Regions from separate parts of the Homo sapiens genome. Here all the other regions are linked to region 3. Evidence: read pairs that join two places in POLR2A ChIA-PET (ENCODE). Cell type or tissue: OCI-LY7. All regions are shown on one strand. Links, peaks and the distances in the headings refer to the core of each region. The heading gives the core; the rest is flanking DNA. Region 1 overlaps MAN2A1 (mannosidase alpha class 2A member 1). Region 2 has its middle 120 kb from the start of LINC01848. Region 3 has its middle 38 kb from the start of LINC01848.

Region 1 (10,513 bases), core at 1,777-6,776, 210 kb before region 3:
ATAAGTGCGGAAACTAGTATTGGAAGCCAGATAGCCTGAACAGGAGCCAATGCTTAGCCATTAAGCTGAATTGCTTCCACCTTTATCTGGTGAAGGATGTCATTAAAGATAAAGGTAATCTTTGCTCTTACATGGTGGGCACATTTGATGACATAATCAGAGTCCAGAAAGAACTTGATGTGTTGGAGTGATATGTTGAATCTAACACAATTAGATTTGAAGGAAAAAAAAAACATAAATGAAAGGTGGTATAGATCCTAAGTTTCAGATACATGCATACACTTTGGGGTAAAGTTTTGTTTCTTTTGAATGCTGCTATCGGTGGGTATATTATAAACATATATATCTTCTACAGCTCTTATAACTAGAAACTTGATTTGGTTGAGTGCAGATCTTATATCACTACCATGATAGGAAATAGTCCAGAATTATCTTGGGGTTCTTTTTCCAAACTTCCTTCACTCCCCACAAGAGGTGAAAATAATAGTCTCTTGAGCCAGGTTAGTGATGGTAGTGAAAATGGAAAACTTTTGATTGGACTGTACAGAATCCATAATCTTTGCTCTAGAAAGGGAGCCACATATTGTATTCTATTCACCAGGTCATGGTTGTCATCCTGTGGCCAACGTGGGTCCCATTCTATGTTATTTCCCAAACAGCCCATGAAAACCACCCTATTAATTAGCTCTTTCCTTCCCATTCTTACCTACTTTTTGGGATGCAGTGAAGACTTCTTTTGGATTTTCTTTCTTCAAAAATGGTGTGTTTTGTTTTTATTTGTATTATTTTTGGTGTGGGTTTGTATGCCAAAACATTGAATACTTAGAAAAAAATGTTACATGCCATTTTTCTTTCTTTCCTTCCTTTTTTTCTCCCAATAAATACCTAAGGTCCTGCTGTGTGCTAGGTAGGTAGGCATCAGGGTACAGTACATTGAGTAAAACAGCTATGGTGCCTGTTGTCAATATAGGGATTCATTTAGTGAGGAAAAGAGGGAAGCAATACATGAATAAAATAGATAATTGTAATAACACTGTGGAGGAAACAAGAAATAAATTGAGATAAACCATAACATGAGGAGGCCTGTTTTAGACTGGCTGGGGAAGGCTATGCAGAGGTGACGTTTGGCATGAGAGTTGAAGCATTATGTAAACAGAGACCATGTACAAAGGTTTTAGGGTAGGGTGGGGAGGAGCTGGCTTGGAACGGAGATAAGATGAAGGTGAAGCTAAGTTGAGAGAAAGAGATATTCAGTCCTTACTGACTGTGGTGTACAATGTTTTGATTTTGAGGGTGCCTAACTAGGTAGAGATTAAAGCCCTTTACTGGAGATCTGAGGACTGTAGGTGTCTTTTTGAGGAGGATGATTTTTGGACTTAAGTTTGAAAGCCAATTTGAGGCATCAGGCAGGTATTTGAATATATGGGTCTGTTTTTCAGGGGTGAGGTTTCAGCGGGAGATACAAATATGGGAGACATCATGGAATTTAAATCATGGAGTGGATGAGATCATGTAAGAGAGTATAGAGAGGTAAGAGGCTCAAGAAGCTAACCTTGAGGTGCTCTAACATTTAGAGCTTGGGAGAGAAGGAGCCAGCAAAGGAGACTGATAAACAGTTGGCAGGAGGAAAACCTAGGGCATGTTGTATTGGGAATGAGTAAAGAAAACATTTCCAGAGGGAAGGAGTGCTCCATTGTGCCTAATACTCCCTGAGATGACGGATAAGGTAAGGGCAGAGTGCTTTTCATCAGGCTTGAAACATGGGAGCCTCTGGGAACTTTACAAGGTCAGTTTTGGTGGAGTGGTGAGCAGATGCTGATTGTAATGGGCAGATGAATGAATGGGAGTTTGTAAGGAAGGGGGATAATGAGTAGAGAGAAACTTTTGATAATCCCGGTACATGAAGTGGGTGGGGCCCTGGAGGGGAATGGGAATGTAAGATGTTTTATTCAGGGTTCTCCAGAAAGACAGAACTGATAGGACACACACACACACACACACACACACACACACACACATGAGAAGGGAGTTATTAGGAGAATTGGCTTATTTGATTATGGAGACTGAGAAGTTCCACTATTGGCCATCTGCATCTGCATGCTGGAGAACCAGAGAAGCTGGTAGCAGGACTTAGTCTAAGTCTGAAGGCCTTAGAACCAGAGAAGCCAATAGTGGAGCTCAGTCCAAGGTGGAAGGTGCAAGAGCCCAGGGACCACTGGTGTGAGTCTGGAGTCTAAAGGCTGGAGAACCTGGAGTTCTGACATCCAATGGCAGGAGAGGAAAAGCGGCCAGGCTCTTAGAGAGGATGAGAATTTGCCCTTTCTCTGCCTTTTAATTCCATCTGGGCTCCCAGTTGATTGGATGGTGACTACCACATTTAGGGCACATCTTCTCCACTTAGTCCACTCACACACCGTCTCCTCTGGAAACACTCTCACAGATACACCTGGGGCAGCTCAATAATTCTAATCAATTGCTAAACCACCTGGGTTTCACTTTGAGTAGATAAAGGATGGGCCCAGTGCCTACTGAAGCCCTGAAGAATAATCAGTGTTTGACCAGCTATCTGGATATTCATTAATCTAGTCAAGTTGAACCCCAAATTAACCATCACATGGGGTTAAGCACAGGAGGGTGGAAGCACAGAGTTTGACTTTTTTAGATGTATATAGCATATAATAAATATTAAGTTCAACCTTACGAAATTGGTGATATTTGACTATGTTTTACCTATGAGAATGGCATTTTCGTATAGTTTGATCTAATAGAACATGTTACATTACTGAGAATGAGTTGCTTTTAGAAGTGGAACTTGATTGAGCAATATTGAGAGGGTTTAATCAAAAGGGCAAAGAACAAAGCCTTGGAGCAGTTGAGATAAATGGGATTGTTGCTCGGCAGAGGGTTGGCCTTTGAAGCAGGGAGAAGGAAAGGCACACAGTTTTCCAGGAAGGCAGGAGAAGATACACAGATTCAGCCATGCTGGAAGGATCACAGTGAGGCCAATACCAGCGGGTAGTGTCCTATTTGAGGCAAATAATTATGTAATAAATTTACGGATTTAGCTGTAGATACACATTGATTGATTTTGTTCATAGGACTGAGTGGTAACTGAGCCTGTTCTACCTTGTGGTAGACTCTAAATTTGTTCTCTCAAAGGTATTTGATATGTGATTTTTTGCTTGGTTTTTCTCTTTCACTAAAAGCGGAGTAAATCAAATATCATGACCTCCTTCCCCACTCCTGAGCGGTGCAATGCTGTGGCCTCCCTGTAGAACTGATTAGCAAATCAAAGAATAAAGTAGTTTTCTCATAAGTGATTTTCTTGCCCTACAGAAAATTGTCTTTTTCAATGTTACTATAAGTATTCTTTGACTTCTCAGCATAATTGAAGCATTATCTATGATTTCTGTTTCTTTAATGCAGACTACAAGTGCATCCTTTTAAGGTCATTCCACTCTTCTCTGTCACATGTACAGAATTTGCTTATGAGGGTGTTCATTTCAAGAATTTCACCTGTTTGGAGGGAGACTTTATTCCACCGCATAATATAATTTTAAAAATGATGTTCTTTAGACCATTGTGTGCATATATCCCTAGGCCATAATTTTCTCCATGTACTTAATTCAGTACAGAATTCCAGGTACTGATCATTAATGATATCTTTAAAGCTAAATGAGATTGAAAGTCATCTTTAATGGCTGTAGGATCCTTTTTTCATGAACTAACTCCTCTAGCTAATGTTTATTTTGAATAATACTCTTATCCATGGATTATGGGACCAAAGCCATAATAAAAATATTCCCAGGAAGGGTTGTCTTCTTATTCAGTGTGTACTTGTTGAGCTATAGGCAGTTTTGCTGTGTATATGGCTCTAAAATGATCTTTTCCTCAAAGTACAGAAAGATCTGGAGAAATGTGGGCACTCATGTATTAAGTTTGTAGTATTATAATATTGTAAGTATAAGATAAAATGTGGTATTTTTTTTTTTTTGAGACGGAGTCTCGCTTTATCGCCTATGTTGGAGTGCAGTGATGCGATCTTGGTTCACTGCAACCTCTGCTTCCCAGGTTCAAGCAATTCTTCTGCGTCAGCCTTCCGAGTATCTGGGACTACAGGTGCATGCCACCACACCCAGCTAATTTTTATTTTTTTATTATTTACCTATTTTTTTTTTTGAGACCAAGTTTCGCTCTTGTTGCCGAGCCTGGGGTGCAATGGTGCGATCTTGGCTCACCACAACCTCCGCCTCCCGGGTTCAAGTGGCTCTCCTGCCTCAGCCTTCCAAGTAGCTGGGATTATAGGCGCCTGCCACCATGTCCAGCTAATTTTGTATTTTTAGTAGAGACGGGGTTTCTCCATGTTGGCTAGGCTAGTCTCAAACTCCCGAACTCAGGTGATCCGCCCGCTTCGGACTCCCAAAGTGCTGGGATTACAGGCGTGAGCCACCGCGCTCAGCCGCTAATTTTTGTATTTTTAGTAGAGATGGGGTTTCACCATGTTGGCCAGGCTGGTCTGGAGCTCCTGACCAGGTGATCCACCCATCTCAGCCTACCAAAGTGCTGGGATTACAGGCATGAGCCACCGTGCCCGGACAAAATGTGGTATCTTTAAAAGCTCTGTGGTGATGGCATTTTAGATTAAGGTAATGTTTTATTTTATGAAGATGTGTAGCTGTACTGCTGGCGAGATGAATCAACATGTTCTAATACTGCTTGTAATAAGAGTAACTTGATTTACCATTACCTGCTGTGGTAAATTTGTATCTTCAGTATTGGAATTATTCAACAGAATCTATCAGAAGGGATTTCAAAAGCTGCAGTCTGTGGTGTTGTGATAAGTGAAGAAAAGCATTTCCCCTATTTCAGACAGCCTTTGATAGCATATGTATTTAGGAAAATATATACAGATTCATCAACTGTACCTGACTCAAATATTTTTAGCTTCTTTGGGTTGAACTTTGGGTTATGCCAAGGGATCCCCTTTCGTCTTTTCATGGAGAATCACTTGTAACCAATGTTGATGTGCACTTACAAAGAAGGGTGTAAAGGTTTATAGGACGATACTACTCGACAGCTCTGAGGATCTGGAATCTACATGGTTCAACTAGCTTCTCTATTTGAGCCCTGAACTAGTGTTGCACTCATCTCCCATTTCCTTTGCTTTGCCATTTCCAGTTGTAAAGTGATGTGTGCTCCCTCTCTTGCCTTTCACTGGTGCAGTGGGGCTTGTCTTTCAGGATGGGACCTGTGCTAAAACTTTTTCTTGTCTCTGTGTATGCTGATAAACAGGCTTTAGAGTTCTATCTTGTGGTGACTTATCACCCCACCCCATCTTAGAGATGACAATTGCCTTTAAAGGACTATAGTTTTAATGTGTAGAGGGGCTCTTTCTGTTATGTGCTTCTAAGTAGAGAGGCCTGTGAGAGCATCTTTCAGGTCTGAGAAGGTACATGGCTGTCTTGTGCTCCTTTCTTCTCTAGCATCAGGCTGTAGATATTCACCCCTAGTGTTGTATTGCCCCCAACCACTGCCACCCCCAGTGATTTGCTGCTAATTTTGGCTACTTTTTTTTTTTTTTTAATTCCAAAATCTGTTGCAGTCTCTTCGGACTTCTGCCAATTCTGGCATAGTTTGCTCAAATGATTGGCCTTTTCTTGGTAGATCTCAGTCTCTTAACTTCTCCCTTTCCCCTTGTTGAACTGACCAATAACCTGTGAGTATAAACCTTATATCTTGTGTGTTATATGGTCTTTCATATTTTTTCCTAAAGCATATCATGTCATACATACTATTTTTAAACTGCCTTTTCACCACTTCTGAAAATACCTTTCCTTACTTTATCTTCTGAAAATACCTTTCCTTACATTTCTATTTTAAAACAATTTATATTTCTAAATTTTCAGTGGCTGACATCCCTTCCATGATAATGAATCTATCGTTTGACCAGTCCCCTACTTTTGGGCGTTTGGATATTTTCTATCCTTTTCTCTTTTCTCTTCTTCCTTCTTTCCTTTCTGCTTTCCTGTTATTTCCTGGTAATGAGTATCCAGAGTTGTTTGTTCACCATGCATGTAGTTTTTTAAAACCTTAATGTGGGTTTTTTGAGGCTTTTGCTAGTTATAACATCACCTTGTGTGTTCAAAGACAGGGGCCCGTATCTTATGCATGTCTTCCTAGCATACATGCCTGACACAGTGGCCATTCACTAAAGAATTATTGTTGAGTTTCAGAAATATGAGGGCCATTTGACAAATAAATGAGTACCTTCTATGTACTTGGAACCCAGGATATAGGGGTGAACAAGGTAAAGATTGTCCCTGCTCTCATAAGGTGAGGTATTATTTTGTATAACGAGGTTTATGTTACAGAGATGGCAACCCTCTTAATGTGAGGATCAATGAAAAAAATTTAAGACACACAGTATAGCAAAAGCAGACTGAATGACTTCGGGTATGGTTACTTGGGAGATGTTCATGCTTATGGCTGAATTGACTAATTGATTTTTCCATAGATGATATTTCTTATTTAGGATTATCCACTAGTGTTAAGGGATTGAGATGGAATGATCTTTTTCAAGTTCATACTTTTTTGACCCTTGTGAGTAACTCCAGTCAATTATACTTAAATTAAAAATTTCATACCTGAATATAATATGCTGTTGTACAGTGATTCCAGGGACCCAAAGATATTTTAGGACTGAGTTTGGGGGGAACAGAAATATTTCCCAAAATATTTTTGGTCTTTCTGTTGCACGTCTTAAAATATGATTAAGCAAAGATTGCAGCCGCGGAGAAGATTTTCTGCTGTAAATTGGTGTTTCAACCCTGCCAGCTGTTCATGCTTTCTGCGATCCCACTTATAAAAGTGGAAAGTGAAGGGTGAGTGGCTGCCCTCGTAGGCAACCACATAATTTAAAAAAAAAAATGTGTATGCCTCAGCAGATCTATATTAGTATTTCATATAGCTGCCTTTTTCTTTTTTATTGTAGGGCCAGCTCTCAATGTTGCAAGAAAAAATAGACCATTTGGAGCGTTTGCTAGCTGAGAATAATGAGATCATCTCAAATATTAGAGACTCAGTCATCAATTTGAGTGAGTCTGTGGAGGATGGTCCGAAAAGTTCACAAAGCAATTTCAGCCAAGGTGCTGGCTCACATCTTCTGCCCTCACAATTATCCCTCTCAGTTGACACTGCAGACTGTCTGTTTGCTTCACAAAGTGGAAGTCACAATTCAGATGTGCAGGTAATGTATACATTCGTTAATAATCACTGGCCTTTTTTTTTTTTTGTTCTTTTTAAGATTTGACCTGATGTCTGTTCTGACTTGGTAAGTTGCTTAAACTCTTTGGATTCTAGTTTCTCTTTTTGTAAAGTATTTTGATTAGTCACATGAACATTAATGTTCTGTTTAGTGATAAAATTCCATAATTCTATTTCTCTCAGTTTATCTTACTATTTTATACTTACGTGAATACAGTCTTTTTGTATGCTTTTCAGGTCTTATTTTCTGTAATAGTTGAAAACCTTTAAAGGTTTAAATTTTGCCAGAGATTTTTTTTTACCTTCCTTTGGAGAATACAAGAAAATCCATGTTCTTATTATATATCAGTTGTACATTATAGATTTTGTACAAAGTAAGGTTAGACTTTTTTTTTTTTTTCTTAATATCCTTTTGCAAGAGGGAAGGGAAATATTCTAGAGCTGTACTTTCCAGTATGGAAGCCCCTGTCTGCGTGTGGCTACTGAGCACTTGAAATGTGACTAATGTGGCTTGATATGTGCTGTAAGTGTAATGTACACACACAGTGTTTCAAACTTAGTGTGCAAGATATCTTAATTCATTTATATATTGATTATGAGTTAAGATAATATTTTGGATATACTGGATTAATGAAATTTTAAAATTAATTTCAACTGCTTTGTTTTACTAGAAAATTAAAAATTTGGTTTGTATTATATTTCTCTTGGACAGCGCTATTATAGAGGGCAATGGAGTCGAAAACCAGCATTGGAAAGGACTTCTGCCTTTCTTAAACTCAGAGTGTTTCACTCACATTGGCTCTGCAAATTAGGGCAAGGCTGTGTTTAACCTTGTGCCTTAGACCAGAAACTGGATTTTGGGGGAAGGATCCTAAGGGGTAAATATTTTAAAGTTGGACAAAATTATTTGGCTTCTGGCCTCGTTTTCGAATATGTACTTTCCACTAACTGCTGAGGGCAGAGAACATGATATGATCTTGAGGTCGTGGCTCACAGGCCAAGCTGGAAGCTGGGGACAGTGGAGCTGGCCAGGTCTTGCACCTGCAACCTCATCAGCTAGAGTGTAGCCAGATTCTGATAGGATCAGAATCCTGTGCTTACAGGGATAGCTGTTTCTGTGAGGTTTGGCTTTATTTAGTTTTTTGTTGAGTACTTCTTGAGTACCTAGCCTTGTTGTCATCCATGATAAGGGAACAGCAAAAAAAAAAAAAAAAAATTATTTTTGTTGTGTGGTCTAAATCTGGGCTGGACAGAAAGGAGTTGCAGAGCAACCATGGAAGTCAGGCAGAGCAAGTCAGGAGGGTACTGGGAGAGCTGCAGGACTGAAGGAAGAAACAGACACTGCTAACACATCCTCCTGCCCAGCTTGTTTCCAAAGATTTGTCAGCTTATCCTTGAGAAGATTTTATTTTATTTATTAAACTCATATATTCCATAGGGAGATAAATATTATTGGCTTAAAATACTTTGTATTGACTTTCATATAATTTGTTTGGCCTTTAAATTTTTTTTATAACTTATATTTGGATGTGATTTTTGCAGTCTAGTTTTAACATAATTTAAATTTTACAAAAGGTTGTTTGGTTGTGTTGTCACATTTAATATTATAGAGACTATGAAGAACAAAAGTAAAGTTTTAGTTTTTTTCCCACCGTTTTTTCCTTTGCATCCCAACATTATTAGCCAGAAGGAATGCTGCATTGAAAAGCTAGAAAACAATAGGATACATAAAAGCTAAATCTCAATTTTAAAATTTTTCTCAATTTTTAGATGATTATGCCTGGTTGACCCTGTTGTAGTTTTACTTCTAGGATAAGATAGGTAGATATAACATATGCTACATGGCAGAATAGCTATAGATAGATATATTTTTGTTCAGGCATAGATTTTTAATATACATGAGATTTACTATAAAATAAAGATAGCACAAAGTAAAATATCATTTTCAGAACTGTTTTTGAAAATGCTGAAATATCTGGTCATAATCAAATTTCATCAGAAATTTTTTTCATGGTTCTTTTTCTATAAATTTCTATTAAATTGTTTTGGAAGTAAAGTAGGAGAAGAAGGAATAGAATGAACTTTTTTTTTTATTAGAAGCGGATGGGAGGGATTATTTGTCAGGGTAGTTTTGTAGCACAAATAGCATTTCAAGCCTTTGAATGGTGATGGAATATTTTCTACTCTAAACTCCTCAATGTCTACAGAAATAGTTTTATTTTATAAAATACATATGCAGAGTATAGCAGTGAATAATTTTGAGCAAATATTTACCAACATTAAATTAATAATTGTTAAACTTTAATTTTTTTTCTTTTACATTTTTAGATGTTGGATGTTTACAGTCTAATTTCTTTTGACAATCCAGATGGTGGAGTTTGGAAGCAAGGATTTGACATTACTTATGAATCTAATGAATGGGACACTGAACCCCTTCAAGTCTTTGTGGTGCCTCATTCCCATAACGACCCAGGTAAAATTTGCACTTCAAAAAGACAGGAGGTTATTAAGTTTCTTTAGGCCTAGAGTCTTTTAATGAGAATCTGGTAGAGGCCACTTCTCAAATTTTTGAGACATTATTCTCTGACTTTTAACATTAATATATTCCTTTTATGTGTCATTATGTTTTAGTGTTCTCATTTTATCAGTTTATGTGCCATTCAAGGATAGTATCTGTGCAGTATGAAATGGTAATAAACAAAAAAGAAGGGCTTGCCTTTGGGGACAAAACAGTATATAGTTTTAAGAGACTGCTTGTTCATTTTAGTAACTTTTTAAAAAATATTGCATAGGAAAATTATTTCATGTCTATGAGGTCTACTTTTAGAAAAGGCAGAATACTCATGGGAAAGTTTGAATCTTTAAAATAAAGAAGCAGTATTAAATGCTTTAAGAACCTTGGTGTTGATTGGTTTCAGGCACATACGAATGTGAGTCTCAGCTCTCTGTATTTATCAGTGTTAGATGACTTTAGGCAAGTTACTTAATCCCTCTGAGACCAAGTTTTTTCCCTGGTAGAATGAGGATAGTAGTATCTGTTTCAATAGGGTGCAAAGTGAAAGAATCATGTATGGCACAACAGTAGCTGCTATCATTATTGTTACTGCATATGATGGCGTTTATTTATTGGGACCACAGATTCCTCCCTTCCCCCACCCCTGACCCCGCCCTGCCAAGATGAGGGGAAGTTGTTTCAATTATAATGGGACATAGGATTTGATATACATATTTGTTGGTTTGAGTACCCAGT
Region 2 (10,513 bases), core at 2,183-7,182, 85 kb after region 3:
GTAACTGTCTTTTGTCAGGAATAGAAATCAGTCATTGAAAAGTTTCCACCAAATAGAGGATGAGTGTCTCTGCTTATTCCAGAGTGAACAGAGGGCATACCATGTGACTCTTCTGTCACCACTTTACTGAATTTGGACAAAATATGACAACATTTCCCTAGGAAAAAAAAGTAACAGAGGAATCCTAAAAAACTTCTGCTTCTTCTCAGATCTCAAAAAGAATGTGAAGAAGGAGAATACATGGTTATTAGGCCCCTTCAAAAGAAACAGAGAAAAGGTGTCATTAAGAGGGCAAAGGACTATAGAAAGGGCATTCTGGGCCCAGGAGACAAATGCTATTTATTTCATAGTTTTGACGTTTCAGGGTAGCAAGAAGTCAGTATTCAATACATGTTTAATACATATTGTAAACGAGGGGTTGGCAAACTATGGTCAGTGAGTCAAACCCAACTTGCTGTCTATTTTTGTATGACCCAGGGACTCAGAATGGCTTCTGCATTTTTAAATGTAAAAAAAAAAAAAATATTTGCATGAGAACAGTTGTTCAAGAGTTGAGGACATTGCATCTTGGCTTGCAACATTTCATATATTTACTATCTGTCCATTTGCAGAAAAAGTGTGCCAACTCCTGTTATAAACTATACTAAATACTACAGGTGCACAATCACTTTTAATCTTCACAGCACCCCTTGGACACAGGCACATTACTTTCCCCAGTTCACAAATGAGGGGATCTTGGCTCAGCTGACTTAAGTAACTCACCCAACACCAGACAACAAGAATATGGCCAAGTTGGGATTGGAACCTGGGTATGTTAGTCAGGGTTCTCCAGAGAAACAGAACTGATAGGATGTTTATAGAGAGAGATTTATTTTAAGGAATTGGCTTGCATAATTATGGAGGCTGTCAAGTCCAAAATCTGCAGGGTGAGCCAGCAGGCAGCACACTTAGGAAGAACTGATGATGTAGTTCTAGTCCATAGGCTGTCTGCCGCAGAACTCCCTGTTGCTCCAGAGAGGTCATCCTTTTTGTTCTATTCAGGCCTTCAACTGATTGATGAAGTATACCCACATTATAGAGGGTAGTCTGCTTTACTCAAAGTCCACCAATTTAAGGGTTAATCTCATCCAAACATACCTTCACAGAAACATGCAGAATAATGTTTGAACAAATATCTGGGCACCACGGCCCAGGCAAGTTGACACATAAAATTAACCGTCACACTGGGTCTAACCGAGCAAGAACATTTGCTTATCTCTATCCTAGACAACTCTCTAATGATCTTTTGTTATTGTCTGTAAGAAAGAATTGTCTTTTAAAACTGGGAATGCCTACCAACTTTCCTCATATGCCCTTAGTGAAGTGAGTTTTAATTTGGCATATCCAGAAAAGTTACTCCTCACAGAATGCACAGATTCTCCTGTGCATCAGGAGATCCAAGTGGGCTAGTCCTTTTCCCTATCCCTAATAACTTTGTGAACACCCTTTGCATGTAGAAAACAAAATACAAATGCAGTTGATCCTTGAGCAACACGAGTTTGAACTGTGAGAGTCCTCCTACATGCAGATTTTTCTCAATAAATGTATTAGAACATGTTTTGGAGATTTGCAATAATCTGAAAAAATTCACAGATGAACTGCAGCCTAGAAATATTGAAAAAAATGAAGGAAAGGTTTAATATGCCATGAATCCATCAAATATATGTAGATACTAGTCTGTTTTATCATTTAGTGCTATAAAATATACAGGAATATATGATAAAATTTTAAAATTTATTAAAACTTAGGTACACAAACAAAGACTATACAGGCATTATTTACAATTGAGAGAAATGTAAACAGATGTAAAGACCTTTACGATGATCCACTTTCACTTAATGAATAGTAAATATATTTTCTGTTTCTTATGATTTTCTTAATAACATTTTCTTTCTGTAGCTTACATAGTTGTAATAACACAGTATATAATACATATAACATAAAAAATACATGCTAATCAACTGTATGTTCTTGGTAATGCTTCTCGTCAACAGCAGGCTATTAGTAGTTAAGTTTTTGGGGAGTCAAAATTTTTACTCAGATTTTTGAATATGTGGGGAGTAGGCACACTTAGCCCCCACAGTGTTCATGGGTCAGCTGTATAGTCTTGGAGCAACACTTAGGAACTTCCAAGAATGTAGAAAGAATTCTGATACTCTTATGCTAGTCTAGTTTCTCTTGATAGAAACTTTTAGAGTGGCATATTAATGTTTTTGTTTAGATTGTGACTAAGTGGCATTCTTGGAGTCCAGCATATTTTAATTTGTAGCCTTAAGTCTGTAATAAAGGTAGATTTCAAATATAAATTAAAGTAAAATATTTATAGGAATCAGTTGGCAATTAATATGTACTAATAACTCTTTTAAAATAAAAATATAATGTATATAAACATGGTATTTGAATATCTCTTACTAAAGAAGACCTTATAGAGCTAATTTACAATAAATAAAATTTTGTTTGTTTTGATCTTTTTGTTTTTTTTTTTAATTAAGTTCTGGGATACATGTGCAGAACGTGCAGGTTTCTTACATAGATATACATGTGCCATGGTAGTTTGCTTCAACCATCAACCCATCATCTACATTAAGTATTTCTCCTAATGCTATCCCTCCCCTTGCCCCCCACCCATGACAGGCCTCAGTGTGTGATGTTCCCCACCTTGTGCCCATATGTTCTCATTGTTCAACTCCCACTTATGGGTGAGAATGTGTGGTGTTTCGTTTTCTGTTCCTGTGTTAGTTTGCTGAGAATGATGGTTTGCAGCTTCATCCATGTCACTGCAAAGGCATTTAGGTTGGTTCCAAGTCTTTGCTATTGTGAATAGTGCTGTAATAAACATATGTGTGCATGTGTCTTTATAGTAAAATGATTTATAATCCTTTGGGTATATACCCAGTAATGAGATTACTAGGTCAAATGGTATTTCTGGTTGTAGATCCTTGAGGAATATCATTCTTTTTTATGGCTGCATAGTATTCAGTCATGTATATGTGCCACATTTTCTCTATCCAGTCTGTTATTGATGGGCATTTGGGTTGGTTCCAAGTCTTTGCTATTATGAATAGTGCTGCAATAAACATACATGCGTCTTTATAATAGAATGATTTATATTCCTTCAGGTATGTACCCAGTAATGGGATTGCTGGGTCAAATGGTATTTCTAGTTCTAGATCCTTGAGGAATCACCACACCATCTCGCACAATGGTTCAACTAATTTACCCTCCCACCAACAGTGTAAAAGCGTTCCTAATTCTCCACATCCTCTGCAGCATTTGTTATTTCCTGACTTTTTAATGATCGCCATTCTAACTGGCATGAGATAGTATCTCATTCTGGTTTTGATCTGCATTTCTCTAATGACCAGTGAGGATGAGCTTTTTTCCTATGTTTGTTGGCTGCATAAATGTCTTCTTTTGAGAAGTATCTTTTCATATCCTTCACCCACTTTTTGATGGGGTTGTTTTTCTTCTTGTAAATTTATTTAAGTTCCTTGTAGATTCTGATGTTAGCCTTTTGTCAGATGGCTAGATTGCAAAAATTTCCTCCCATTCTGTAGGTTGCCTGTCCACTCTGATGATAGTTTCTTTTGCTGTGCAGAAGCTCTAGTTTAATTAGATTCCATTTGTCAATTTTGGCTTTTGTTGCAATTGCTTTTGGTGTTTTAGTCATGAAGTCCTTGCCCATGCCTATGTCCTGAATGGTATTACCTAGGTTTTCTTCTAGGGTTTTTATTGCTTGAGGTCTTACATTTAAGTCTTGAATCCATCTTGAGTTAATTTTTGTATAAGGTGTAAGGACAGGGTCCAGTTTCAGTTTTCTGCATATGCCTAGCCAGTTTTCCCAGCACCATTTATTCAGTAGGGAATCCTTTCCCTCTTGCTTGTTTTTGTCAGGTTTGTCAAAGATCAAACCTTTGATCAAATCACAGCCTGGGCTTCAAGGTCCTACCGATATGTGATGTCATCCCCGGAGGCCCAGCTGTAAAATTCCTCTCTTTGTACTCTTTCTCTTTATTTCTCAGCTGGCCGACACTTACAGAAAATAGAACCTACGTTGAAATATTGGAGGTGGGTTCCACTGATATCTTTGGTATTTGATGTTGGTGACCTTCGGACGGGGTTTTTGAGTGGTCGCCCTTTTTGTTGAGGTTGATGGTATTGCTTTCCGTTTGTTAGTTTTCCTTCTAACATTCAGGCCCCTCTTCTGCAGATCTGCTGCAGTTTGCTGGAGATCCACTCCAGACCTTTTTTGCCTGGGTATCACCAGCAGAGGCTGCAGAAGAGCAAAGATTGCTGCCTGTTCCTTCCTCTGGAAGCTTCATCCCAGAGGGGCACCCGCCAGATGCCAGACAGAGCATTCTTGTATGAGGTGTCTGTTGACCCCTGCTGGAAGGTGTCTCCCCTTCAGGAGGCACAGGGGCCAGGGACCCACTTGAGGAGGCAGTCTGTCCCCTTAGCAGAGCTCTAGCGCTGTGCTGGGAGATCTGCTGCTCTCTTCAGTGCTGGCAGGCAGGAACGTTTAAGTCTGCTGAAGCTATACCCACAGCTGCCCCTTCCCCCAGGTGCTCTGTCCCAGGGAGATGGGAGTTTTATCTATAAGTCCCTGACTGGGGCTGCTGCCTTTCTTTCAAAGCCTGACTACTGTGTCTTTGTTTCACTTTGGTCAAGTAATAAGGCCATCTCAGAACCAAATAAAATCAGGAATTGAATGAGGTGATATTGAAAATGTAAGGCTCTGTGTAATTGTGTTTGGAAAATTTTAGCAGTGGCAATATATCAGTATTTTAATTTGCCTGGTGATGTATCTGTTCACCCATAAGGGGTATCTGGCTTGATTTTGATATGATTTACTACTACTGGTGATCATTTTGATTCAATAGCTTATGTATTTACAGAAATTCAGGAACAGGTGTTTCTGATTCAGCAATGTCTCCAGCATCTAATTTGGTATGCAAGTTAGTAGGTTGTGTATCATATTTATAGGAACTCCATTACATTCATAATGGGGTGAATATTTTCCCTGGGCCAAATCTTAAAGTTTATCAGGGAAATTACTGTGTATTCAGAGCCATGTACAGGAAAGTTTGTAATTCCATATTTAATTTTCTTGTTTTTCTTCTTGTTCTTTCTGAATCATCTTGTTTGAGAAGGAAAGCATTGAATAGCTTTTTTTTTTTTTTTTTTTTTTAAAGAAGGTGGGAGGTAACACTTTAGGTGTCAGTAAGAGATGTGAAGTGAAAATCTTCCTGTTACCTCAGGGGAGGGGCCTGATAGGACAATGGGTAGGGCCCACAGAATGCAGCTGGATGTTGGATAAAGGGCTAGTTCAGTCTCTGGGTGTCTGCAGACCTTTTTCTTGCTGTAGAGCTGTGAATAAGATGCTAAAATATATTGCTGATCCTTTGCCTCAGGGAGCTGAATCAAGGCTTTAACCTGATTTAAGCCCACACCTGAAAATATTTTTATCCTCTTCACTGGAGGCTGGATTTGAACAGCTGACTTCGAGGTGAAGTGTTCTACAGCCCAAACCCAATCCCTAGAGTCAGTCAAGCTGCTTCCTTATACATCTTCTGTTGTGCGGGGTTGGGAGAAGCAATGTTAAGGGTTCCTGAGGAAAAACATAATGTTGGCATCAATGGGGATATTGATGTGTTGTCGTTTGACTAGAGTTCTTTTATTTTAGTAAAATAAAGAGTGAAAATTAGCTTGTATAACACAAACTCAAAAAGGTAGGCCATGATCTGTTAAAAGAGGGGAGAGTTTGATTATATATTTCTGCACGAAAGAAGCAGATGCATCTTTTTGAAGAGGCTTGCCAGCACCACTATTCATAAATGTGTGTGCAACAGATAGTCTAATTGCCTCATTTATAGTAGTAGGACATACTGATTTCCTTTCACATTATTTACCCATCCACTGAGTTTTGGAGTAGACAGGGAGAATGCATTTCAATCCTGAGGGCTGCTTGTTTTAAACATTGCCTCTGTCTCCATGACAAGTGTTTTATTGTCACTTCTGACTAGATTCCTATTTTGGTTGTCAGTTGTCTGTCTTTTCAGGGTTCGTGAGTTTCAGTGAAGGTTCTGTGAATATTTTTTAAACCCTTCAGTTATCATGACTCTTCAAAAATCAGCTAGTGTATTCTGTATTCCTTCATGAGTGAAGAAGATAAACTGGGAACTATTCTGTGGCTTATTCCTGTGCATCATTCTGCAATCATTTACATCTGTGTAGCGTTTTCCTTTCATGCATATGAACCCACAGGATTGTTACAGTCTCTCGGTTAGGTAAGGCTGACTTTCATTCACTCGTTTATTTATTCATGCATATATTTATTGAGCACTGATGTGTCAGGCATTGGGCTCGGTTCCAGGTATAAAAAACATCAGTCCTTGTGTTCTAGAAGCTTCTAGAAGTTCTCTTCTAGTGGGAGATAACAAAATCTAATATAGATGGTCTCTGACTTATGATAGTTTGACTTTAAGATTTTTTGGCTTTATGATGGTGCAAAAGCGATACTCATTCAGCGGAAACTACTTTGAGTACTCATACAACCATTTTGTTTTTCACTTTCAGTATAGTATTCAGTAAATTATAAGAGATATTTAACACTTTTCTCATAAAATAGGCTTTATGTTGGATGATTTTGCCCAACTGTAAGCTAATGTAGGTGTTTTGAGCACATTTAAAGTAAGCTAGGATAAGCTCTGATGTTCAGTACGTTAGGCGGATTAAATGCATTTTGACATGATATTTTCAACTTGCAATGGGTTTATGAGGATGTGATCCCATTATAAGTTGAGGAGCATCTGTACTGTAATGTAAGTGACTCAGTCTGTTTATGCTGCTATAACAAAATACCTTAGACTGTGTCATTTATAAACAATAGAAATTTATTTTCACAGTTCTGGATGCTGGGAAGTCTAAGATCAAGGTGCCAGCAGATTAAGTGTCTGGTGAGGGCTTGCTCTCTGCTTCCAAGGTGGGCCTTAGCTTTGCTACTGGGAGGAACAGGAAGAGAGGGAAGACCTTGTCTCTACATGGCAGAAGACAAGGAAGAGACAAGCAAGCTCTTTCAATCATATATACATATATATATATATGTATACACACACACACACGTATATATATACTTATATATACACGTATATATACACGTATATATATATATACACACACTTTAAGTTCTGGGATACATATGCAGAACATACAGGTTTGTTACATAGGCATACAAGTGCCGTGGTGGTTTGCTGCACCCATCAACCCATCATTTACATTAGGTATTTCTCCTAATGCTATCCCTCCCCTAGCCACCCACCCCACCCCAACAGGCCCCAGTGTGTGATGTTCTCCTCCCTGGGTCCATGTGTTCTCATTGTTCAACTCCAACTTATGAGTGAGAACATGCAGTGTTTGGTTTTATGTTCAATCCTTTTTATAAGGACACTAATTCCATTCAGGAGGACAGAGCCCTCAGGACCTAATCACCTCCCAAAGGCCCCACTTCTTAGTACTATCACATTGGAGATTAAGTTCTAGCACAGGAATTCTGGGAGGGCACCAACACTCAGAACAAAGCAGTAAGTATGTTGAAAGTGTAGACAGAGAAGCAGGGAAGGTTTATTAAAGTCAGTATGAGGAATAGAAAAAGGTTTCACCAAGAAGCAAGAATTTAGGGTAAAATGTGAAAAGGAAAATGTTTTCCAGGTTGAGTAAGTGAGGATATCAAAGTAGGGGAAGAGGAGTACTGTTGCCGTTGCTTTATAGATAAAGAAACCAAAGTTAACAAGGCCACAAAGCTGCCACATGTAAATGCAAGTGCTTGAACTGAGATATGTTCATGCTGTTTTTGTTACACCCGGCTATACCAATCAGCAACTCATTAGATTGATTTTTCAAATTTTCTTTAATATATTCTATAAGAGCAAGAGTAGTGTATTCATTCCTTCATCTTAAGTATGAAAAGGCATTGAAGTCTTAGGGAGTGAAAATCCAGTTTGCATTTGTGTTTTTTATTTTGCATATTATTTTTCTGAAGTATAAATAAAATATTATAAAGTATTAGCCTTACAAATTGAAGATACCTATGATCAAGAAATAGAACACAAACTCCTTCACAGCCTCCCTCATGCATAGTAATTATAGCTCCTACAAATTAACTACTATTCTAATATCTTCTATCTCAATAAATTAGTTTAACATGTTTTTAGAGTTTTATAAAAATGGAATCATATGTATCTCTTGTGTTGGGCTTCTTTTTCTCAAAATTATTCACCCAAGTCACAGCATGTAGCAGTAGTCTGATGTTCATCATTGTTCTATAATATTCCATTGTAGGAATATACCACAACTTATATATTCTATTATCTATAAAGCTTTAGGTTGTTTCCACTATGGGTCTATGATGAATCACTGTTGTAAGACAATTTGTGCAGGTCTTTGGTGCACATATATGCACATGCTTTTGGGTATACCTCTAGAAGTAGAATTTAGAGTTTATAGAATATGCAAATATTCAGCTTTAGTGATTACTGCCACATGGTTTTCAATTCAGTCCAATTACTCAGTGTCTATTATTATAAATAGTATTTTCTTTGTGTCTTGTTTAATCAATCTTTGCTTGTTCCAAGGTCATGAATATATTCTCCTATATATTCTTCTAGAATTATTTTTGTTTTATCTTTCAAATAGAGGTCTATAATCTATCTGAAATGAATTTTTGTATATGATATATAGTGGGGTGAAAATGCACTTTTTCCCCCCATATGGATGCTCAATTGACCTGGTGCTGTTTATTGAAAAGGTCATCCTTTCCCTATTGTAGTGGAGCTTTTATCAAATTTCAGGAGACCAGGTAAATATGAGTATAATTATGAATTTTCTACTCTGTTTCATTGGTTTCTAATTGTCTATTCAGATGACAAAACAATGCTCCTTTAACTACTGAAACTTTATTATGTCTTAATATCTGGTGCTATAAAACCTCTTATTTTGTTATCTTCTTCAAGATAGTTTTTCTTATTCTTGGCCCTTGCCATTTCCACAGAAAAGCTGGAATTTTATTTGGAATTGTACTGAGTCAGAAAAAGGAAACTTTAGAATAATAAATACTCCAGTCCATAAATGAGATATATCCCTCCATGTATTTAGCTATTCTTAAATTACTCTTTCTGTGTCTTTTGTTTTTTTGTGTAGAGGTTTTATATATCTTTAATTTATTCCTAGACATTTGAAGATTTTTTTATGCTATTGTAAAATCTCTGATTAAAAAATTACTTCCTAATTATATGCACTATTGTATACATATATTTTATTGATTTAAATACTGAGTTTATATCCAGAAACATTGTTAGATTTATTTATTAATTTGTTAATTGTAGTTTAGGAATTTTTCAGTGCTCATAATTATATCATCTGTGAATAAGAACAGTTGATTTCTTTTCTTACTTTCCAAGATATTTTATTTGTATTTATGTATTTTATTTATTTGTATTTTCTATTGTACTACTTAGGACCTCCAGTATAATTTAAAGAGTCAGTAATAACTGATATCCTTGTTTTGTTCTTGAGCTTAGGCAAAGTGAAACCTTTTAATATGTCACCATTAAACTCCTATTAAATTCCTATTAAACATGACATTTGCTATAGAAGTTTTCCATAGCCTGTAATCAGATTAAAGATATGCTATTCTATTTCTAGTTTGCTAAAAGTAGCATACCTACAAGGTAGATAAATGACCCCTCCTCCTTTTAGGAGGAGCAGATAAAAGTTGGCAAGAATTTCTGGAAATGTTATTTCAATATAGCTCCCACCTGGACAGTGGCACATGGGAAAACAGTGAATTTCTCTACAAAAAAGTAGAAGAAAAGATGAGAGGGATGGACAGAGGGATTTCTGCTCTTTCTTTTTCTTTCCTGAGTTACCTTTCTCCTACCATCAACTTTTTTCTCGATTTCCACTGTAGATTGCAGCTCACTTGTACCCTTGATATATTGAATAGAGAAGCATTCTTGTAGCCATTTGATAGTCTGTTTTAGTTAAGAAACCACTTTTAATTGGCGGTGTGTGTGATTGGTGACCAGCTCAGCCAATGCTGTTTCATGAGCCACTGTGGCAGATGCCTGTTGACCTCACATCCAAGGGAACAAGGTAAGCTCTGATGCTTCACAGCTCCCCTCTGGAACATTCTGCCCCAACCCCTCACATTTTCAAGTAACAGCTGTGCTGTTGGAGTCTCAGTGATTAACAACTTATCAAACCATTTCCCTGGAACTCTCCAGAACTGCCTCTCATGGGGCACCTGATGGATTTCTACTTCACAGATGGCTTATCAGTTCATCAAGTTATTACTTGCTCTTCTGTCTCCATTTCTCCTGTGTATATTTTATGGGAAAAAAAATCTCCAGGTCATATGATAGGTGTTTCATCTTTGTTAACACAGCACTTGGTAATGAATCTTTATAATATTAGCTGC
Region 3 (10,513 bases), core at 3,650-8,649:
GCTCTTCATCTTTGTTTTAACCTCTCCTCACCAGGTATGACAGACCAGTTTGCGATTACGTGAATGAACTCTACTCTCTCATGCCTCTGAGACTCGGTACATGCTATGTTCTCCACTAAAGTGGCTTGCCTGCACTTGAGTCCTAATAAATGCATATCATTGAAATCTATGTTCAAGAGCTATCTTTTCTACAATGCCTTCCTGGATATATTCAGTCAGTTTGGATGCTCCTTCTCCAATACTCTTTTTTTTTTTTTTTTTTTTGAGACGGAGTCTCGCTGTGTCTCCCAGGCTGTAGTGCAGCCGCGTGATCTCGGCTCACTGCAAGCTCCGCCTCCTGGGTTCACGCCATTCTCCTGCCTCAGCCTCCTGAGTAGCTGGGACTATAGGCACTGGCCATCGCGCCTGGCTAATTTTTTTTTTTTTTGTATTTTTAGTGGAGACGGGGTTTCACTGTGTTAGCCAGGATAGTCTCCATCTCCTGAACTCGTGATCCTCCCGCCTTGGCCTCCCAAAGTGCTGGGATTATAGGCGTGAGCCACCACGCCCGGCCTCCAATGCTCTTGAAACACTTTATATACACAGTCTCATAAGCTTGATAAAAAAACATGTCTCACTCCAAAATTATAAGTTCTTTGAGGGCGGAGAGCACGAGTTTAGTTACTCTATCTCTATTATCTTCCCCAATGGCTTAGTATATGGTTGACAAATATTTGCTAATTAAATAAATTATTTAATTTAGAAAATGATAACTACTCTAAGAGAGGTACCGATGAGTGGTAGCTGCCATTTATTGACTGCTTATCATATAGCAGGCACTGTGTTATGCTTTCTATATACATGATTTTATTAATTCCCACTTTATAGATTATGAAACTGAGCTTGGTGAGCTTAGTGAAATTGCTCAATCTGACATGGCTAAATGTGATGGAATAATATTTGAACACAGGCCTGTCTGGTCCCAAAGCTTTGCTCTTAAGTGCCACATGGTGCTGCCCTCATTGAGGCAAAGCTGACCCAGGAAAATGAGCCTATAATTTAGAATGCTATGGCTCTTTTTAAAAGCAGCAATCATAACCCCTATGTATTATTGTAAACGTATGGCCCATTATTTCTGAGTCTGACCTGTAACCTCAAATGATGGTTGAAGAAGGAAACGAAACCCTTCGTGCTGAACAAGCATAGCACAAGCACTGACTTTTCTTTTGAAGTTAGGTCACTATGTAATGCACAGTGTTTAATTGATGCCTGATCAAATTCAAATCTCACTTGAATGTGGAAACTAAAGTTCTCTACAGTGAACTCTGAGGGATTTTGTCAACATGAGATAATTCTCTTCCAAGATAATGACTAAATTTAATCTCACAGAAGCCTGATAACAGATAATTCTCCTGACAGCCATGAGGCTGCTGGGCTTGTGTGTGAGTGGTGAGAAACTGAGCAGTGGACAGAAGTCCTGAAGTGTGGGATGCGAAGAAAATGGTGAGAAGAGAACAGGACATCTCCAGGGAAAAGAAGGCCCCAGTTAAACACTGCTGTGTCTGAGATAGGACTCTTAGAGCAAGCCTAGCTCTGCCAAAGGCATGTGCAAAGATGTTATTTCAAGTCCTAGAGACATTTCTGGGTGCATTTATTTCCATTTCTTGTTTTTTAATGCTTGTATTTCTCTTCCTAAAAATACTGCCCCTGTGATACAGTTAGGCTTTGTGTCCCCACCTAAATCTCATCTTGAATTGTAATCCCCATAATCCTCATAATCCCCACTTGTCAAGAGAGAGACCAGGTGGAGGTAATTGAATCATGGGGTGATTTTCCCTTATGGTGTTTTCAAGATAGTGAGTTCTCACGAGATCTGATGGTTTTATAAGGGCCCCTCCCCCTTGGCTTAGCACTTCTCCTTCCGGCTGCCTTGGGAAGAAGGTAAGAAGGTGCTTTGCTTCCCTTTTATCTTCCACCGTGATTATATGTTTCCCGAGGCCTCCTCAGCCATGCTGAACTGTGAGTCAATTTAACCTCTCTCCTTTATAAATTACCCAGTCTTGGGCCATTCTTAATAGCAGTATGAAAATTGACTAATACAGTAAATTGGTACCACAGAGAGTGTGGTGCTGCTATAAAGGTACCTGAAAATTTGAAAGCGACTTTGGAACTGGGTAACAGGCAGAGATTGCAACAGTTTGGAGGGCTCAGAAAAAGACAGGAAGATGTGGGAGAGTTTGGAACTTCTTAGAGACTTGTTGAATGGTTTGGGCCAAAATGCTGATAGTGATATCAACAATGAAGCCCAGGCTAAAGTGGTCTCAAATAAAGATGAGAAAATTACTGGGAACTGGAGAAAAGGTCACTCTTGCTATACTTTAGCAAAGAGACTGGCAGCATTTTGCCCCTATCCTAGAGACCTGTGGAACTTTGAACTTGAGACTTAGGGTATTTGGCAGAAGAAATTTCTAAGCAGCAAAATGTTCAAAAGGTGACCTGGATGTTTTCAAAAGTATTCAGTTTTATGCATTCACAAAGAGACGGTTTGGAATTGGAAGTTATGTTTAAAAGTCTGGAAAATTTGCAGCCTGATGATGCAATAGAAAAGAAAATCTCATTTTCTGAGGCGAAATTCAAACCAGCTGCAGATATTTGCTTAAGTAACGAGGAGCCAAATGTTAATTGCCAAGACATGGGGGAAATGTTTCCAGGGCATGTCAGAGACCTTTGCAGCAGCCCCTCCCGTCACAGGCCCAGAGGCCTTGTTCCTGGGCCTTGCTGCTTTGTGTAATCTTGGGACTTGGTGCTTTGCATCCCAGCTATGGCTAAAAGGGGCTAACTTACAGGTCAGGCCATTGCTTTGGAGGGTACAAGCTCCAAGCCTGTGGCTTACACATGGTGTTGAGCCTGCTGGTGCACTGAAGTCAAGAACTGAGGTTTGAGAACCTCTGCCTATATTTCAGAGGATATATGGAAACACCTGGATGTGCAGGCAGAAGTTTACTACAGGGGTGGAACCCTCATGGAGAACCTCTCCTAGGGTAGTGTGGAAGTAAAGTGTGGGGTCAGAGCCTCTGTTCAGAGTCCCTACTGGGGCACTGCCTAGTGGAGCTGTGAGAAAAGGGCCCTTGTCCTCCAGACCCTGGAATGGTAGATCGACTGACAGCTTGCACCATGCACCTGGAAAAGCTGCAGACACTCAATGCCAACCTGAGACAGCAGCCAGGAGGGGGCTATACACTGCAAAGCCACAGGGGCAGAGCTGCCTGAGGCCATGGGAACCTACCTCTTAGATTAGCATGACATGGATGTGAGACATGGAGTCAAAGGAGATCGTTTCAGAGCTTTAAGATTTGACTCTCCCATTGGATTTAGGACTTGTATGGGGCTTATGGCCTCTTTGTTTTGGTCAATTTCTCCCATTTGGAATGGGTATATTTACCCAGTGCCTTTACCCCCATTTTATCCAGGAAGCAAATAACTTGATTTTGATTTACAGAATCCTAGGTGGAAGGTACATGCCTTGTCTCAGTTGAGACTTTAGACGTGGACTTTTGGGTTAATACTGGAATGAATTAAGAATTTGGGGGACTGTTTGGAAGGCATGATTGGTTTTGAAATGTGAAAGGGACATGAAATTTGGGAGGGGCTGGAGGGAGAATGATATGGTTAGGCTTGTGTCCCCACCTAAATCTCATCTTAAATAGTAATCTCCATAATCCCTTGGTCCCCATGTGTCAAGAGAGAGACCAGGTGGAGGTAACTAAATCATGGGAGTGGTTTCCCTCATGCTGTTCTTAGGATGGTAAGTAAGTTCTCCCAAGATCTGATGGTTCTCCTGAGATGGGAGGTTTTCCCCCTTAGCTCAGCACTTCTCCTTCCTGTCACCTTGTGAAGAAGGTGCCTTGCTTCCCCTTCACCTTCCGCCATGATTGTAAGTTTCCTGAAGCCTCCCCAGCCATGCTGAACTGTGAGTCAATTAAACCTCTTTCCGTTATAAATTACCCAGTCTTGGGCAATTCTTTATGGGGGTATGAAAATGGACTAATACACCCTGGGAATTTGTTTCTCCTCCTTAGGACAAAACAAAAGATACAATATTTCCCTCATCCCGTGCTCCAGTCTAGAAACATTTGAGCCCAAATATCTATTGTCTGTGATGGATCCGGTGCAATGAAATTAGCCAATGACCAAGTCTCTAGATCCTTTTAAATTGACTTGTTAAATAAACTTTTATTGTAGGTTCAGAGGTACAGGTGCAAGTTTGTCATACAGGTAAATTGCATGTCACGGGGGTTTGGGGTACAAATTATTTCATCATCTAGCTAATAAGCATAGTATCCAATTGGTAGTTTTTTGATCCACTCCATTCTCACACCTTCCACCCTTATGTAGGCCCCAGTGTCTGTTGTCCTCTTCTTTGCATTCATATGTACTCAGTGTTTAGCTCTCACTTATAAGTGAGAACATGTGGCATTTGGTTTTCTGTTCCTGCATTAATTTGCTGAGGATAATGGCCTCCAGCTCCATTCTTGTTGCTACAAAGGACATAATCTGATTCTTTTTATGGCTGTGTAGTATTCTATGGTGCATATGTACCACATTTACTTTACCCATTCTACCATTGATGGGCATTTAGGTTGATTTCATGTTTTTGCTACAGTAAATAGTGCTGTGATAAACATATATGTGCACGCGTCTTTATAGTAGAATGATTTATATTCCTTTGGATATATATCCAATAATGGGATTGCTGAGCCAAATGGTAATTCTGTTTTAAGTTCTTTGAGAAATCATCACACTGCTTTCCACAATGGCTGAACTAATTACTTTGTCACCAGCAACGTATAGACATTCCCTTTTCTCTGCAATCTTGCCACTATCTGTTCTTTTTTGACCTTTTAATAATAGCCATTCTGACTGGTGTGAGATGGTATCTGATTGTGGTTTTGATTTGCATTTCTCTAATGATTGGTGGTGTTGAACATTTTTTCATATGCTAGTTGGCCACCTCTATGTCTTCTTTTGTAAAGTGAATTGAGCTATTTATTTATTTTTAAATATCCTCTTATTTGGACTCTGCTAGGTCCTGGCTTTGAATGGATTTTCTCTCTTTCTCTTCCTCCTCTACCACTGAGAGTGAGCAGGGTCCTCAAAAGCTGCCGGGCTCCTGGGGCATGTGGAAGGTTGTGCCTGCATGGATATGGAGAGTAGTGTTGGGGATGGGGATTGCTACCTTTCCGTCATTTAGGGCTTTTACCTGCAAAGGCCCATAGAGCTAGCTTTATTCAGAGTTTCATTGCAAAGCCTCATTTCTACTTTCCCCAACTCTTCTCTCAACCAGTCCTTGCCTCCAAGGACACCCATAGAGTCCTTGTGGTCATTTCTCGTGGTTATCAGCCTCCCATGGCTCATCCCTGCAGCTGCAGGAGGTTCGTGGTCCTGCCATTACCTCTTGCAGTTGGTTGGGGCTAGATCAGCCTTTTGGCTGCCAAGGGAGGAATCAGGAGCTGTTCCACATTTTGGGCTGAAGGAAAGACGTTGTAATTATGGATTGAAAGCCCCCACTGTTGGCATCACTGACTGCCCCCTAAGCAGAGGATTACTTAGAAATAGACAGCAGGGACACCCAGATGGACGTGGCTCACCCGACTTTTACTGGCTGACCGCGATCACCTTTTTCTGACCTTTAGAAAATGACAGAGTGCTGTGTTCTCCTGACTAAGAGTGTGACTACTGGGGAAGGGTGGCAGAATAATCATGCCCTGGGATGTTGCCATTTTATTATTTTTTTCTTTTTAATCTTAGCACACAATCCAGGAGTGTGCTAAAATGATTTGGACCCTATCCTTGAGGAGTTTAGGATATTGAAGGATGCAATATTAACACAGACATAATAATCGAGAACAACATAAAGGAGTCTATAATGGCTGCATAATTGTGTGCAATTGCCTGATGGGATAGTAGGAGGAGCCTTGAGGGCTGTGGGAGCCAAGAAAGCCTTCAAGAAAAAGTAACTTAAGCTGAGTCTTAGAGAATGTGCTGGATTTGAGTAGGGAGATGGAAGGGCATTCTAGGAGCCAAGACCAAAGGGGAAGGGACAGGAACTGTTTATTAGATGCTAAAGAAAGCAGTACAAACCTGAGGCATGGAAGGACAAGCTGGGAAGGTCTTTAACTGTTAACCCAGGTCCTGAAGCTCAGGGGTGAATCTGATCAGGTGTGAATCTCTTCTATGCCGAAGGTCCAGAGAGTGATTCCTCAAGGTCACAGAGCAGCCATGGTGCCAGATGCTGTGGTGTGTCTGTGCAGTCATAGGCTCAAAGCACTTCTCACTCAACCACATTGCATTTGCTCACAACTCATAACCCCTTTGAAGCTTGCCAAAACACAGGTGCACTTTTGTTTTGAAGACAAACTCTGAGAGCTGCTGATGGGACTTTTTGAGGCCACCATTGCTTCTGCAGCTGCTCATATGCTTCAAAGAACTGAGGCCTTAGCTGCAGGGGCAGGGGAGCCGTTGACTTCTGAGGTTTAGGTGGCAGGTGCCTTTTCTGCAGTCACTCCCTCCCTCTTTGGAAGCAGAGGGTGCTAGCCTCCTACAGAGAGGACTGTGAGCTCCCCCCTTGTCACGGATGGCCCTGCAGTGCCAAGTGCTGACAGGAGGTCGTGGCTGCTTTCAGCGGAGCATTAGCCCTAATAGGTTTGGCAGGATTTTAAAATAATCAAAACAAAGCAGGTTAGAAGGTTTGATGGGGGAGGTATGTGGTGACTGCTTGAGCTCAGATCACATGGTATGTCCAGCAGCCTGGCCCAGAACAGCTCCAAGGCCTGATGCCAAGGGTCTGGGCTGAACAGAAATCTGAAGTGGCTTTATCAGAGAAATTAGTGTGTGATTAGAGCTGAGAAGAGTCACGAGTCTTAACTTCTGTTTAGCACTCCAAGAATAAGGTGTCCCGTGTGGTGCCAAATTACTCCCTCTGGGCAGTCTAAAGCATGAGTGGGATGCTTATCCAGGGAGCACGGTGGAGGAAAGGTGTGGGGGCTGGGGGGAGGCTGTGGGGTGAAGAATGATGCAGTGCCATGGAGTAAGCTGTAGACAGACCTGCTTTGGCTTTGTTTGGGGGTGGGGCAGGGTGTGAAATACTTTCTGTACTGATTTCTATCCTGCGATCAGATACCTAGGACGTGTGTTAGAGCCAAGAAGAGACAGAACTTGACCACGTTGGGTATTGCTTGATTTTTTTTGTTTTTTAATGAGGTCTTGCTCTGCCTCTCAGGCTGGAGTACAGTGGTGCAATCAGCTCACTGCAGCCTCTGCCTCCTGGATTCAAGCAATCCTTCTGACTCAGCATCATGGGTAGCAGGGACTACAGGTGTGTGCCACCACACTCAACTTTTTTTTTTTTTTTTTGGTAGAGATGGAGTCTCCCTATGTTGCCCAGCCTGGTCCTGAACTTCTGACTCAAGTGATCCTCCTGCCTTGGCCTCCCAAAGTGCTGGGATTACAGGTGGGAGCAACCATATCTGGCTGGTATTGCATTTTTAATACAATTGGAATAGTATATTAAATATTTTTGAAGGAAAGAATAGACCTTCACTATGGTGGAAATGAAAGGAGTTACCCACCTCATTTTCCTTATGGTAGAACATTGTATTCCAGCCACCACAGGCACTCCAGCCTGTGGCTTTCGGTTGTGAATGACAGCCCACTGAAGTGACTTGTCCTTGCTATCTTTGTCCACAGCAATCCTTGGTTTTGCTCTCACTTTTGCCAGGGCCTCTCTTCTGCATCCTTGATGCCTTTGTCTTCCAACTCTGAATGTTTTTGGCAAGGACAGAGATGTTAAAAAGCTAGCAGGAGGGGCTGGTTCTGACAAAGGACAGGCAGACAGTGCACAGGTGGTGCACCCTAGCCTAACAAAGGCTCCTTTGCTCAGTGGTGGGGAAGAACTGCTGCGTGGCTTTGCTGGAAATCTGTCCCTGAAGCCTAGATGGGCCTAGCCCTCACCTGGCTAGGGATTGTCCCCAAAGCTCTTTTACTGCTAATTCAAGCAGAATGGAGGACTGACACTAAGAAAATAGGCTATCTATCTCATGAAACACCAGGGGAAGACATGTCTAGGTTTGGGACCAGCATCTTAAAGTGTTCAGAAAGTAACACAATTCCTCTCTCTCCCTCTGTCTCTGTCTCTCTGTCTTTATGTGTGTGTCTGTCTCTGACTTTTGAGGCTCTTGCTCTCCACTCGTCACTGTGTATCTGCTTTATTTTTCTCTTATTACACCAACTTTTGCTATTTCTTCAAGCACATGGCAGAAGACGGCTGCCTCTTATCTGGCAATTTTACAAAGCCCTCAACTCAGGCAAACAGTAGAGCTGTTCCTATCAGTGCCAACTCCAAATTCACAGAAAAAAATCTGATTAGTTTAGATTAAGTCAGAGAAGGTTAAAAGGGTTCTGAGGGAGGGATGTGATTGCCTGATTTCTGATCACAGTATATGCCTTAATGGTATACAGGCTGTCCAGAACAATTCCAAGACTATGGTCCTGGGGTGGCATGGTATGGATAGAAAGCTCACAAAATGTTCACATAGACAATTAATATGGCTGCCTGGACCCACATGTACTAGAGCTCAGAGAGGCATATGTGTGCAGGTACATGCTCACACATGTGTATGTGTGAAGCATGCATGTGTGGTCTTATGGTTGGGTAGAGACCCCTTAAAGTGCCTATCACATCAGATAGAAGGATAGATTTCTAGATAGAAGAAATTTGGGCCCATCTGTTATCTAGAAATTTCTTTTGTTGAAGGCTTCTTCCTGCTGTGTACTTCGGCAAAGTTCCTCATTAACATGGCCCTCCTGAATTGGGAGATTTGGTCCCAGATTCTCTAATCATCCTCTGTCTTCCCAGGGTGGAGAAGCTGATATATGCTGGGGAGTCTTTTGCGAATTTACATTTCCTTTAATATGCATTGGGCACAGATGGTTACCAGGTTGTCTCCGATTCATAAGTCTTCTTTCATCAAGGGCCGATCAAAATTTAGTGCAAGCAGGTTTAAAGGGACAAGCTTTTAGGCTTGGAAATGTGCATATAAATAAAAATGTTGCTGTAGCGGCTCCATTGTTAATGAAAGAAAAATGATCCATGTCCTCTTCCTGGATAACGGAGTCTCTGAATATATTTATTTCAAGATTTAGGTGCTGAGGGAACCGGCCACAAATCATAGAGCAACCATTAATGAGCCTCTGTCCCTACCTGTTTAGCTTATTAACTGCCTGTTACCTACAGTTCTATATCCCACTTGGGGACAGAAAATGGATGCATCAGCAATGCAAAGGCTGAAAAACACAGAAGTTAATCAAAAGCACATGGGAGCCTGGAAATGTAATCAGAAGATATGGGCTGGTTGTTTATTGGGGTACTGGGAGGTGGCTGGGAGGGAGGATCTGGTGCTGTCTGATATGAGATTTGGCTAATTAAATCCCCCTGTCCTTTAGTCAGTGTCCTCTCCACTCTGTGCAAGCTGTGGACATGAAAGGAATAGTCCCTGCCCTCAAGGAACCTACATGCTAATTGTGAGGCATGCTCTACATGCTGGAATCACAGAAAGCAAACTCAGGATAGCGCTGTAGAGGCTACATGAACCATTGTTAAAGTACTAAAAAATGGTAGATTGTTACACAGTAGAAAGAGCTTAGCTGAGAGAGAGGAGGTCTTGGATTTTGCTTTGGTTCTATGATATGACAGTGGCTGTGTCATTCACCTTTTCCCATCTTGATTTTCTGATAAAATAAGAGTTTGACCTGGATCATTGACTAAGGGTATTCATGAGAAGCACTTTAGGTATTCATGAAATTGGAGTAAAGACCGGAAGTTACTGAGATTTCAGGAACCTTCTTTTGGCTACTTAGCAAAGTAGAAGTTTTAATTCATAGAGAAGAAAGATGGAGCCACCCTTGGCAGGGACCCTTGTGTACATCAGGGTGTGTGTATGTGGAGGGAATGGCCTGCCTTGTGGGCATGAGAGCCAATAAAAGAGGGGAGTGGGTATCAATCACAAGCACAGAGATGGGCAGAACCAACTAGGCAGGTAGGCAAACCAGAGTTCAACACCAAAACCAACAGCTATGTTCTTTAACCCGAATATTCAGAAATCTTCTCAGTTACTTCCTAACTTGAAGGCAAAATTCTACTAAAAGCAGCAACAGTCTTTTAAAAGTAATTTGAAGACACAGATAAAAAACAGAAAACTAAAAAGCCTTGGCTCCATGATTAATTAAAAGGATCAGCTCAAATTTACAAAATTGCTTTAATAAAAGAAAACACAAAATCGCATACATGTGCCTCCATATGTTAATGATGGCTATTTTTCTTTGTTTTTCTGCTGCTGCTACAGCCATGTCCCATCTATCACTTGGTTTCGGGCATCATAATCAATTGACTTTACCATAAACAACATGTTGTACATGCAGCAACTGATAACAGCATTTAACTTGACACAGGGTAAAACCTCCCTCTTTTTTATTCTTC

Evidence for each region. Peaks named below come from ENCODE experiments on the same cell type or tissue, not always from the same donor. Only the 100,000 strongest peaks of a DNase experiment are listed, where the experiment ranks them.
Region 1: POLR2A ChIA-PET joins it to region 3 with 5 read pairs; 2 of 35 experiments call an interaction of 5 or more read pairs at or near these places.
Region 2: POLR2A ChIA-PET joins it to region 3 with 5 read pairs; 4 of 35 experiments call an interaction of 5 or more read pairs at or near these places.

What each region holds. Positions count from the first base shown.
Region 1 is chr5:109,706,529-109,717,041 of GRCh38, forward strand. It overlaps MAN2A1 (mannosidase alpha class 2A member 1), which reads left to right. Exons shown (of 22, transcript NM_002372.4): 2 at 6,992-7,246; 3 at 9,592-9,736. Among named protein-coding and RNA genes, the nearest start is that of MAN2A1-DT, 21 kb to the left of the region's middle. In OCI-LY7, for the core only: no CTCF peak of the experiment used is centred there; no DNase peak of the experiment used is centred there.
Region 2 is chr5:110,002,014-110,012,526 of GRCh38, forward strand. No RefSeq gene overlaps it. Among named protein-coding and RNA genes, the nearest start is that of LINC01848, 120 kb to the left of the region's middle. In OCI-LY7, for the core only: no CTCF peak of the experiment used is centred there; no DNase peak of the experiment used is centred there.
Region 3 is chr5:109,915,519-109,926,031 of GRCh38, forward strand. No RefSeq gene overlaps it. Among named protein-coding and RNA genes, the nearest start is that of LINC01848, 38 kb to the left of the region's middle. In OCI-LY7, for the core only: a CTCF peak has its summit at 6,582; a DNase peak (open chromatin) is centred at 6,423; H3K4me3 peaks cover 604 bases; H3K27ac peaks cover 2,870 bases.